Linked DNA regions of Mus musculus: region 1 is linked to region 2. Evidence: chromatin loops called from intact Hi-C (ENCODE). Cell type or tissue: gastrocnemius. All regions are shown on one strand. Links, peaks and the distances in the headings refer to the core of each region. The heading gives the core; the rest is flanking DNA.

The links. Hi-C counts contacts between places; a loop is a spot of excess contacts. Peaks named below come from ENCODE experiments on the same cell type or tissue, not always from the same donor. Only the 100,000 strongest peaks of a DNase experiment are listed, where the experiment ranks them.
Region 1: it touches region 2 in a loop (9-fold over the local background); 14 of 42 quality-filtered maps call a loop at or near these places.

The regions. Positions count from the first base shown.
Region 1 is chr8:94,489,325-94,494,695 of GRCm38, reverse strand. It overlaps Nlrc5 (NLR family, CARD domain containing 5), which reads right to left. Exons shown (of 49, transcript NM_001033207.3): 15 at 5,115-5,183; 16 at 4,274-4,366; 17 at 3,788-3,871; 18 at 3,126-3,215; 19 at 2,321-2,365; 20 at 1,578-1,655; 21 at 343-426. Among named protein-coding and RNA genes, the nearest start is that of Mir7072, 13 kb to the left of the region's middle. In gastrocnemius, for the core only: CTCF peaks have their summits at 2,092 (motif pointing right) and 2,553 (motif pointing left); DNase peaks (open chromatin) are centred at 2,109 and 2,512; H3K4me3 peaks cover 579 bases.
Region 2 is chr8:94,581,384-94,586,754 of GRCm38, reverse strand. It overlaps Psme3ip1 (proteasome activator subunit 3 interacting protein 1), which reads left to right. Exons shown (of 8, transcript NM_028221.4): 6 at 3,741-3,871. Among named protein-coding and RNA genes, the nearest start is that of Gm38555, 17 kb to the right of the region's middle. In gastrocnemius, for the core only: a CTCF peak has its summit at 2,101 (motif pointing right); a DNase peak (open chromatin) is centred at 2,123; H3K27ac peaks cover 2,589 bases.

The sequences.
Region 1 (5,371 bases), core at 175-5,174, 92 kb after region 2:
GTGGCTGAGAGAACTCCTGGTTATGGTCAAGGGCCTGGTTGTTCTGAAGTGTGAGGTATTTCAGGGACAAGGGGTTCAAAGGTGATGAGATTAGCCATAGAGGCAGGATGAAGGAGAGACTTGTGTGGGGCTCTGAGACAGAACTCCATGTGGTCCAGTACTTGAGGCTCCTGGGAGAGGGCCTGACCACTGATGGGTCTCATAACTGGCAGAGTAGGGCTGATTGGTCTGGTGGAAGAAGGCCGTCAAAGATTTATCAAGTCTCCCCTATAAGCCCTCACCCAGTTTTCTGCACAGCCACCCAGCCACCCTGTGCACTCCGGGTTTTGTCTTATTACTTACTGGACTTCCAGAGGCCCTGGGCTCTTCTCCAGAGTGGCACAGAGGAAGGTAAGGCTCGTGGGTTCCAACTGACACTCTTGAAGGCTGAGAGAGGGAAGAGGATGGGGCTTCAGAGAGGACCCTTCTTCTATCAGACACCCTCCCCAGAACTGCAGGCCTCAGGTGCCTCTCCTATGCCCCGCAGAGCACACTCCCCTTCCCAACTCTCCTGTGACCAGCCATCACGATATCTACATCAAAGCTGCTCCACGTGGTGACTCCTCTCTGTCCACCACCTCTGCCGGAGCCCAGGCCTCATCTTCACTCACCTGGATTCCTTATCACCTCTGACTTCCACTCTCGATGTCACAATCCATCACCACCCTCTGAGGGTCTCACCTTTTTTTTAATTTGTAAAATGTGTTTTGCCTGCATGCATACACATGCACCAAGTGCATGCCTGCTGCCCACGGAAGACGGTGTCAGACCCCCTGTTATTGGAGGTAGGGATGGTTGTGACCTGCTGTGTGAATACTGGGAACCGAACCCAAGTCCTCTGCAAGAGCAGTGAGTGCTCTTAACTGCTGGATCCTTTCTCCAGTTCGTGTTTGATCTTTCAACACTGAGAATCTAATGGGGCCTCCCCACTGCTCAAAATCCACTGCTTAAAGCCCTCAGTGGTTCCTTAGTACCCTTAAGTAAAAACTGAACACCCCGCCCAAGCTCTGCTGCTATGTGCTCTAGCTACACTGCAATGCTTCCAGACGTGCCCTCATCCTGGCCTTTGTTCATGTTGCCTCTCCTGCCTGGGGCATGACAAGTTCCCTCTGAATAGCTCTGTTGGCACCAGCTTAGGCATCTCTTACTTAGGCAGCTCTGATGGGAGAATGCCAGGTCTCAGGAAGGTCTTCTAGCCCCTTGTGGCCTAGTTGGGAAATCCCCTAGATCCCCTTGTGGCCAGACTTTTCTGGAGTATGACATAAACCCCTTTCTAGAAATGAAAGTCTCAAAAGCAGACAGAGAGAGAGTCAGGGTGGGGGAGAGTGGGTTTCCAGTGTGTTTCAGAGATATGACAATCTTCTCTTAGGAGAGTGTCAGGCCTTAGCTCCACTGAGGTGATCCAAAGGGCCCAGCAACCCCCAGAGCTAGGTCCCCTGTCCTTTTCTTTTCCCATCTCTCAAACTCTTTTAATTTATAACCCCGAGCTCCTGGCTCTGCCCAATCCCTGACCCCTAAAGAAAAGTGGGAAACAGTACCAGAAGCTCCGGGAGGTGTACCGCTGACTCAGCTCCAGTACCTGGACTCCAGTCTGGAATTTTGGTTCTAGTGCATCCCTTGGAGGGGGAAAAGCATAGCAAAAAGAAAGCTTGAGCCACACCTGGGGGGCTCCCACGCCCTCAGGACTTCCACACCTGGAAGGGATCTGGAGATTTGATTCCAGCCAGGCCCCTCATTGTTCAGGTGGAGGAACTGAGATCCATGAAAGGGAAGCTGGGGCGAGGAAAATCAACAATTCACACCCGTCCAGGGCAGCCCCCAACCAGGTGAGTGGAGACAGAATGGAGTGCCTCCCCTGCCACCACTTTGTCAAAACCGTATTTCTGTCTCCCTGATCCACAATTCTTTTGCCCTGAGATCCCGCAGAGACCCTAAGCTAGGGAACCAAGAGCACCTAAGCCAGGGGCTAGCCTGGCTTCTGATCGCCTGCGTTAGCTGTGGTGAAGTCACTGCCCAGCTGTGTGGACAGCCTCCAGGGTTCGGGCCATGACGCCTGTTGCCACCAGGGGGCAGCTGGAAGAGCCTGTGAAGTGCTAAATTGGAGTTAGCCTGGTTTTGCAGGGGCTTGCTGACTAGTTAGCCAAGCTGCCCCAGAGACCTCGCCAGACCTGGCGGTCATTCTTGGGCACCAAAATGTCTGTCAGGGTGGAGATTGTGCATCCACAAGAAGCAGGAATCAGAGCTACAGGCTAGCTCGACTGCCCAAATCTCCTCTCCTCACCTGCTGGTCCCAGCTCCTCGAAGGAAGATGCAGTCACTCTCAAGGCTAAAAGCGAAGAGGAGGAAGCTGGTTGAGAAGAGGCCAAGGGTCCCCTCCCGAGAAGGGCTTAAGGGACCAGGAGATAGCCTGCCACCCAGGGACTATAGTAACAATGGATCAATCGACAGCCACGGTTAGTCTTGGTTGCAGGGCTCTTGGCCTATTATTTCAGCGCCCTCTCGTGGTAAAGCAGGAGAGAAGGCAGGCTTCCATGCTCTATCCAAATAAGGACATAAGAACCCTAACGTTAAGGACCAGCATTGGCCACCTGCCACCACACCTCTATTCTTAGGATTCTCAGGGAAGGAGGAGAAAGGCAGAGGGTTTTTACAGGCTTTTTATATGGGGGAGATCCAGGGCTGTGGGTTGGCTGGTGCCTTCCCCTCCAGCTTCATAAACTCTGGAGATGCCAGTTAAGCCAGTCCCTGAGCCCCGAAGGCCACCAGCCAGCCCCTAGTTTGCTCAGGAGTATCTAAGGACAACCTGGAGGGTAAGGGAGAGTGGAAAGATGTTTGTCCCAAGGAGAGTTTGGAGAAATTTGATTGTTCCTGGTACCATGGAGCCACAAACTTTACTGATTCATTCATTCATTCGTTCGTTTGTCCATTCGTTCATTCATTTATTTCATTCACTAATCCTAGCACACCTTCACTGCACCTGGTATCATCTAAGATCCTGAGGATGACCCCAAATGACCTGTAAAAATGAGGCCTCAGCAGGGGCTTATGAGAGGAGGGAGAGGGTGGGGGACAGGGCAGCCACTCACCTGACATCTAAGTGGAACACCCACTGCAGGGAAGACAGACACTGGACCAAGCTAAAGACAGCATCCATGGACAAGCCATTCCTGCTGAGGCTGAGGATCACACAGTGACAGTGGTGAAGGACTCAGACACGCTCTCTGAATTTCAGAGCACAGGGCCAGTGATGGGAGTGTCTCTGGCCGCAGATGGCAGACCCCAGTGAACCCCCAGGTGACCATCACAACCCTCCCCCCCAACTTCACTGCACAGCTGTGGAGATGAGCTAGGCAGGTAGGAACTTGCTCAAGGTGACAACTGGAGCCCAGAGCGCCCTCTGAACTCTATTTTGCCGCCTGATAAGGGAATGGCGGGACTCAGGGTAAATTAAAAATGGGAGGAGACTCCTTAACAGGAGCGGGAGGAAAGCTATCTCTTCTCCAAGGAGACACAAAGGAGCTGCTTGGAGAAGGCCTGAAGCAAACGGCGGGGCCCTGAGTTCTTTGAAGTAAGTCAGTGTTTAGTCAAGCCAGGGGGAGGCCTTGTTGAACACTTGCCTGTGTGTTGCTGTGGGAAGAGGGCTCATACGCACTTTCTGGTTACATCTTTACTGTATCCAGAAGAAGACCCGAACAACCCCTCTCACTGGTGGGAACCCAGAGGCCTTGGGGGGTGGTTAGTTGCTTACTTCAAGGACTTCAGGGGACCCAGTCCTGGGAGCAGCTCGGTTAGCAGGATCACTCCTTTGCCCCCCAAAGAGTTGTCTGATAGGCTGGAAAGGAAGAAGCAAAGGTTAGTGGAGGATGTAGGTTCTGCTTTGGCAGCAGTGTGGTCACCTGGTTCCTGGGACCAGGAACCCAATCTAAGCACTACGTCACAACTCTGCACTTCACACACGGGACACTTCCATCCCCCTACCCCCACCATTCTTTCTAAGATTTGTGGTCTTCTGGGAGCCAGACATGGCTGCAAAGGGCACCAGTGTGAGATGTATATTTGGAAAGAAAGTCACTGTCCCTCCCCCCTCGCCCCCCAGGTCTCTGAAGGGTCTCTGATGTCAATGAGAAAGAAATCTGGGGATCAGACTCTTCAAAAGAAAACAGGACACCTGCATTCTATCACCAAGCAACACTCTACTGTCCCCACCGCTGCCTTTCTGGAATCAAATACTCACTCAAGATGATCCAGGTTGTGGGTCTGGCAGCTGGCTCTCAGTGCCTCACAGAGCGTCTCTGTGTGCTTGGCCAGGAAGCCACAGTGTGTCAGCCTGCAAGGGGCAAGACCCACACAGCTCTGCAGTGCCCACCAGACACTGTATCCAGAGGAAAGCTGCCCCTAGTGGGCAGAAGGGTGGGATTGTGGTACATGGCATTGAGAAAGGCAGGAGGACTAACACACAGCATGCCCCAAATAGCAGAGAGGCATAGGGCTGGGGTTGGAGAGAGAGAGAGACAGAAATAAACAAGAGAGCAACAGAGACAGACAGGTTGAAATAGAGACAGAGACAGGTAGAGATTGCATCAGGGGTAGTTAGAGATAGACATAGGCAGAGACAAAGAGACACAGAGTGACAGTGGCAGAGACAGATAGGGACAAAAAGCAAAGACAGAGGAGAGATAAGAATGAGGACCTTGGAGAAAGAAACAAACTGTGAATGAGATAGGCAAGGAGAGAGACAGACAGACCAACCGACCGACAGACAGGCAGGCAGGCAGGCAAAAAGAAGGTGATGTTGATGGGAAGATGCAGAGCTGAGGGGAGCCCAGGCTGATGCCCAGAACTGGGGATCAGAGGCTCATGGCTCCCCTTTTCTCAGTTCAGAGTCTCTCCAGCCCAGGGTGCAGGGTACAGGATAGGGCTGCCTAGACAGTAGGAGGAGACGGAGGGATGGGCTATGCAGGAAACAAGAAGTTGACAGCCATAACTCCTTGACATGGCAGGTTGTGGTGTCTTCTGGGGAGCCTTTGAGACAGGCTTAAGGCTTGGGGACAAGGAAGGGAATATTGCCATTGTACCTGATCCTTCGAGATCTCTGGGACAACTCGGAGGTCACAGGAGACACGAAGCTGATAAGTGGTGCCCTCCTGGAGGAACACATAGCAAGGCCAGACTCAACACATCTTGCCTCTGGTTCCAGGGTCCATTGCCAAACTCACTGTCAACCTTTCAGTCTCGGTGCTTAGCCAGGGTCGTGAGACTTTAGTCTGGCATGTGACTGGGGCTAGCCTCTCTCTGGGACTAGTTTGGCACATGTGAGTTGTCTCAGTCTAGT
Region 2 (5,371 bases), core at 52-5,051:
CCTAAAAGGGCCTGTTCAGAAACACTCTGCTTACTCTTCTGGTTTTAGCAAGATTAGACTATCCTCCCATACACTGCGAACTACTCCCGAAGTGGGCTCAGGGAACAAGGACAGTCATTTTACTTTGACTTAATAGTGCCTTGTTGGAAACATCTACTTGTATAACTTTCCCATTTTCCTGAGATGGTCTCACTGCATAGACTAGGTTGGCCTTAAAGACTCTTGCTTCTTGAGTGCTAAAGTTACAAATGAATACCATGTGCCTTTGAATGTCTTACTAGGCTCCTGCACGTCTTACTTAGATGATGAACAGTCGTCAGTTCATGCCACATTGACCCCAGTCATGCTTCCCTCTATTATAGCCTTTCCCACCTTCCCTGTCTCCTCTACTCTGCCTTAGCCAAAAGTACGTACGAAGCGTTCTCCAAACCTCTCTAAATCTTGTTGTCTTTCTCATCACTCTAGACTTTCTTCTGTATTGCTAGGGTTACTACTAATTGGTTTCCATTTCTCTTTGCCCTAACAATCTGTTCTTTGGGCATAATGGGAAATTGTAAAAGTTATCTGGCAGCATGTAACTTTGAAATACTCCAGTGATTTTTTTTCCTCCCTGTGGCAGTTAGTCTAAAGTAGACCTCTTTTTGAGACAAGATCTCACTGTTTAGCTCTGACTAGACTAGAACTCACTTTGTAGACCAGGCTAGCCTTGAAATCAGAGAGATCACCTTCCTCTGCCTCCTGAGTGCTGGGACTAAAGATGTGCACCACCATGCCTGGCTCAAGTCTGCATTCGTTCATCAGTCTCTGCAGAGCTCTGCATGACTTATGATAAATCTCCTGGCCTGGTGTTCTGTAGCCACTCTTCCTGACGTTTACTCTACTCTAGCCTCTGCCCTCCTTGCACATCAAATGGATTCTATTGCAAGGCCTCAAATTCATGGTTTCCTCAACCTGAAATGCCCTTCCCTCAGATTTCCCAAGGCTAGCATTTCATGGCTTAGGACTCAGCTCTGTATGCCTTTCCTCAAGCACTTTGTATGGTTGCAGCTTCTGATTGCTGTACCATTACATCCTGTTTACCACCAAATGGTATTACATGTAGTGTTATCTGGGAATTTATACATTCTAAGCACGTACTCTATTGAGCTACCCAAGCCCCATCATTTTGTTTTAAATAGGGTACATGTTCATTTGTTTGCCTGGCTCTTTTTATCTCTTTACTGCTAAGATGTAAAATAAGTTCTGTAACAACCAGAATGACTGAATTTTTTTTTCCTGGTGCCTGGAATATTGTAAATTCTCAATAAATATATAAATAAATGAGTATATAGCCCACAGGAGCTATTGATAGTCCATCCTAACTTTTACCCATCTACAAGGAAGCCTATTTGGATATTTTAAGCTTTGTAAGTTGAGTAAACTCACTGTTCTGTTTGAACATGCTTCATCAGTGAATTGGTAATTGATGGTAGGACAGTCAGTGTGCATCCTGGCTGGCTTGGAATTTACTATGTAGACAAGGTTAGACTCAGGGACAGAGGTCCACCTGCCTCTTTCTCCCCAGAGCTTAGATTAAAGGTGTCTGTCACTATGGCTGGTTTGATAGTAGGATTTTCTGTTTGTACTAGCTAGTATTTTCCTGCAGAGTGTATATACAGTAGGTCCACTAAACAGTAGTGTGGGCAGCAGTGTGGCCAGATACTCTGTGCCTTAGTGACAAAGTTATAAGTAGAAACTGCAATGTACTAATGACTTTGACATTTTTTACTAGGAAAATTAAGTCTCTTGTTTCAACCCCCCTCCTACCCTCTCACCATCCCAATAAAAAGGAGCGTTTGGGGCTGACAAGATGATGACTTGAATTTGATCTCTGGGACCCATATGGTAAAATAGAGAACTGACTCCTGCAAGGGGCCGTCTTACCTCTGTACACTTGTGGGAAACATGCATCCCTGAGTGTGTGTTTACATGTAATTTTAAGAAAATGAAGATTGAGGGGTGGCAAGGTGGTTCAGTGGTAAAGACATTTGCCACCCAGCCTGGTGTGTGTGATGAGGTAATCTCTGTTTCTCCATCTTTCAATGGCTTCTTCTTGGGTGTCTTGGGCACTAGATGTCACTGTTGTGCAGTAAGGCACTGCTGCATCCTAACAGCTGTCAGATATTTACCCGCTTAGGAAGTTATGAGGAAGAGCCTAAAACGGAAGGAACATATGCTAGCGGAGAGAACAGCAGGGGTGACAGCCTGTGAGCTGGTGATGACCATGATGTGACAAGTGCCCTGCTTAAGGATTTTCTGCCTTTAGTGGTACTGGGGAGTGAGCCTAGGACCTTACATATGCTAGGCAGCCTCGCTAGCACTGAGCTATATCCTAGCCTTTTTTCTACTTTTTATTGTGAGAAAGGAAAGTTAAAAGCTCTGGGATGGAATGTCAGTCAGAGCTGGGAGCATAAGTACTGGCTGCAGGCTTTGGTTCAAGTGCATGCTGAGAGTTGATGCAAAGTTACCCCTCAGTTTTAGCTGTAAACAATTTTTTTTCTTGGTTTTTTTGAGACAGGGTTTCTCTGTATAGCCCTGGCTGTCCTAGAACTCACTTTGTAGACCAAGCTGGCCTCGAACTCAGAAATCTGCCTGCCTCTGCCTCCCAAGTGCTGGGATTAAAGGCGTACGCCACCACTGCCCTGCTCAGCTACAAACTTAAAACTGACTCTTCTGACCCTCTGCCTTCTGCCCAGAGGACAGCAGAATAACAGGATAGGTTGACACAGCTGTGGCTGGCTTGACCCCTCTATAATCCAGAGTAGGGCTTAACACTCTCAAGTAGCTGGAATATAGACCTTCACCAACAGGTCAAACCTGTCTGTCTCTCTCTGAGCCTCTCTCTGTGTGTGTCTCTGTCTCTGTTTCTCTCTCTGTTTCTCTGTCTCTGTGTCTGTCTGTCTGTCTCACTCTCTGTCTTTGTGTCTATGTATGTCTCTGTCTCTCTCTGTCTCTCTGTGTGTGTGTGTGTGTGTGTGTGTGTGTGAGAGAGAGAGAGAGAGAGAGAGAGAGAGAGAATATGCATGTGGAAAGTTAGAACATTTTATAGGAGTCTTTTCTTCCTTCTACCATGTGTGTTCTGGGGATTGAACTCAAGTATTGTGGCAAGTCCTTTACTCCCTGAACTGTCTTGGCAGTCACATAACAAAGATCTTAAGGAATATAAAGGAAATTGAGAAGTTATTATGACTTCCTTAGAAATAAGTAACTAAGTCTCACCTTTGAAAGGTGAAATGCAGTTTTGCAGAATGTCCTCATGACTGTTGGTGACACTCAGATGAGAACCATAAGCAGCAGCTTGTCCTGCTGGTACAGCACATCAGAACACTTCAGTGAGAAGATCATAAATGCTACAGACATAGAACGGGAGTCCAGAGGCCGTGTTCAAAAGCATAGGCAGGGCTGGGTGCAGGTGCATTCATGAGTGTGAGGCAGCAAATTACTAAGACCTGACCTTCACACATGAACGCAGTGATACACACGTGCCTTCATTCACACACACATGTACACACACACATGTACACACACATACATACATACAGGATCTGGTGCTTTAGATCTAGATCCCAACCATTTGGGAGGCCAAGTCACATTTAAGTTCTGCCGAGGGGCCAATGGATTATATTTGTTGTCCTCTGGATTTACTTTCGCTCTGGAGCATTTCTTCCTTTGGTTAATCTGACCCTTAACCTGTAACTCACAGTAATCTCAACAAGGTTGGAATTTCTGCAGAAAATAAAGAAGTAGAGAAGAAGCTGGCCGTGAAACCCATAGAAACCAAGAACAAGTTCTCCCAGGCAAAGCTGTTGGCAGGAGCTGTGAAACATAAGAGGTCAGCGAGCGTGTGCCCATGGTGAAAATCTCCTCTGGCCACATAGTCTGAAATGCCACTTGCAATGGTGCCCAGAGCAAGTGGTTATTCAGCATGTTGCTGGGACAATGCTCCAGTGTGCTTGCCTTTCTCTCTCCCCTGCCAGATTTAGTGTCCCGGTAGCCTTTGCTCCTAGCCTGATTGGATCACTCATTCAGCTGACATACAGCTCCTTTTCCCTGAGCACCTGCTGGAGGTTAGATTTCCTCTAATGGCCTCACAAATTGCTCTCCCCCGTTCCTCAGAGTATTGGTTATTCTGACCCGTTTTACAGATGGAAAGACAGCTGGAGAGTTGAAGAACTTCTGTCCACAGTTGTCAGTAATAAAGCAAGAGTTCGGTGCTGAGCTTTGTATCTGTAGGCAGACGAGGCAGCAGATGCCTCAGGATTGCTGCTGGTGATGGGGTAACAGCATCTCGGAGGAGCACAGCTGGAAGTGTGCTTCCTGAAGCTAGAGAAGGGCTTAGAAAGATGTTGACAGGGTAGGGCACCGGGACTCTGGACAGGCAAGGGAGAAGAGACCCAGAGAACAGCTGCTGCAGAGGCATTGAGAGAATGGGGCAGCTGTGACAGGTTAGAGACCTGCCTACCGCTCACTCTGACTGACGTGGGAGTAGCACTGCTGGAGATTCTGATAAGTTCTTTGTCATGTTTGCTCTTCCCTTTTCAAATCCTGAAATGGCACCAAAGTGATTGAATCAGCTTGACCAACCAGACCGTGGGCAAAATGCTGTAAAGTGCAGTCTATTAGGAAAATCAATATGGTGTATTGGCAACCAGCCACATATTTTGAATAGAGTGTATTGATGCAGCCTTGTGGTTTGGCACATCCTCTATCTGCTGCAGATGTTCCTAGGAACACTGAGCACATGTAAAATGTCATCGTGGTACAGCAGCAGCAGGGGGAGGATTGTGGTCAGAGAAGAAGCCTTAACAAACCATGAATCTTTAAACACCCCATGTAAGCCTCCCAAAGTCCACCAGCTCTCAGGAGTCAGACCTGGGCCAGTTTGATGAGTCTCCAGGTGGGCAGTTACCTCTTAGGTACTCTTGCACTGCCAAATGGTGTTTCAGCTGTCTCCCTTGATCAGTCTTTATATCATACTTAGGAAAGGATCTGTTAGCTTATTTGGTGATCTGTATAGAGTCTCTCTTGGGTTTTCAAAATGCATCACTTAATGTTGCTTTCAAAGCAAGGTGACACATTAGCCTCTTGGGGCAGGAGTTTCTGAGCTTCTCTGCCTTGGTTTATTAATGTCAGTAATGTGGACTCCTAGGCTTCACACCAATTCTAGTTTAGTAACACACACACACACACACGATTAATACGTTATAATCCTAGCATCTTAGAGGCTATGAAATACGGTTCTTAGTTTTTCCTTACTAATCCTAACTTAATTGTGTTGTGGTATTGTGGTTTGTATATCCTAATTTTTATTTTAAAGATGGAATCTCCCTGT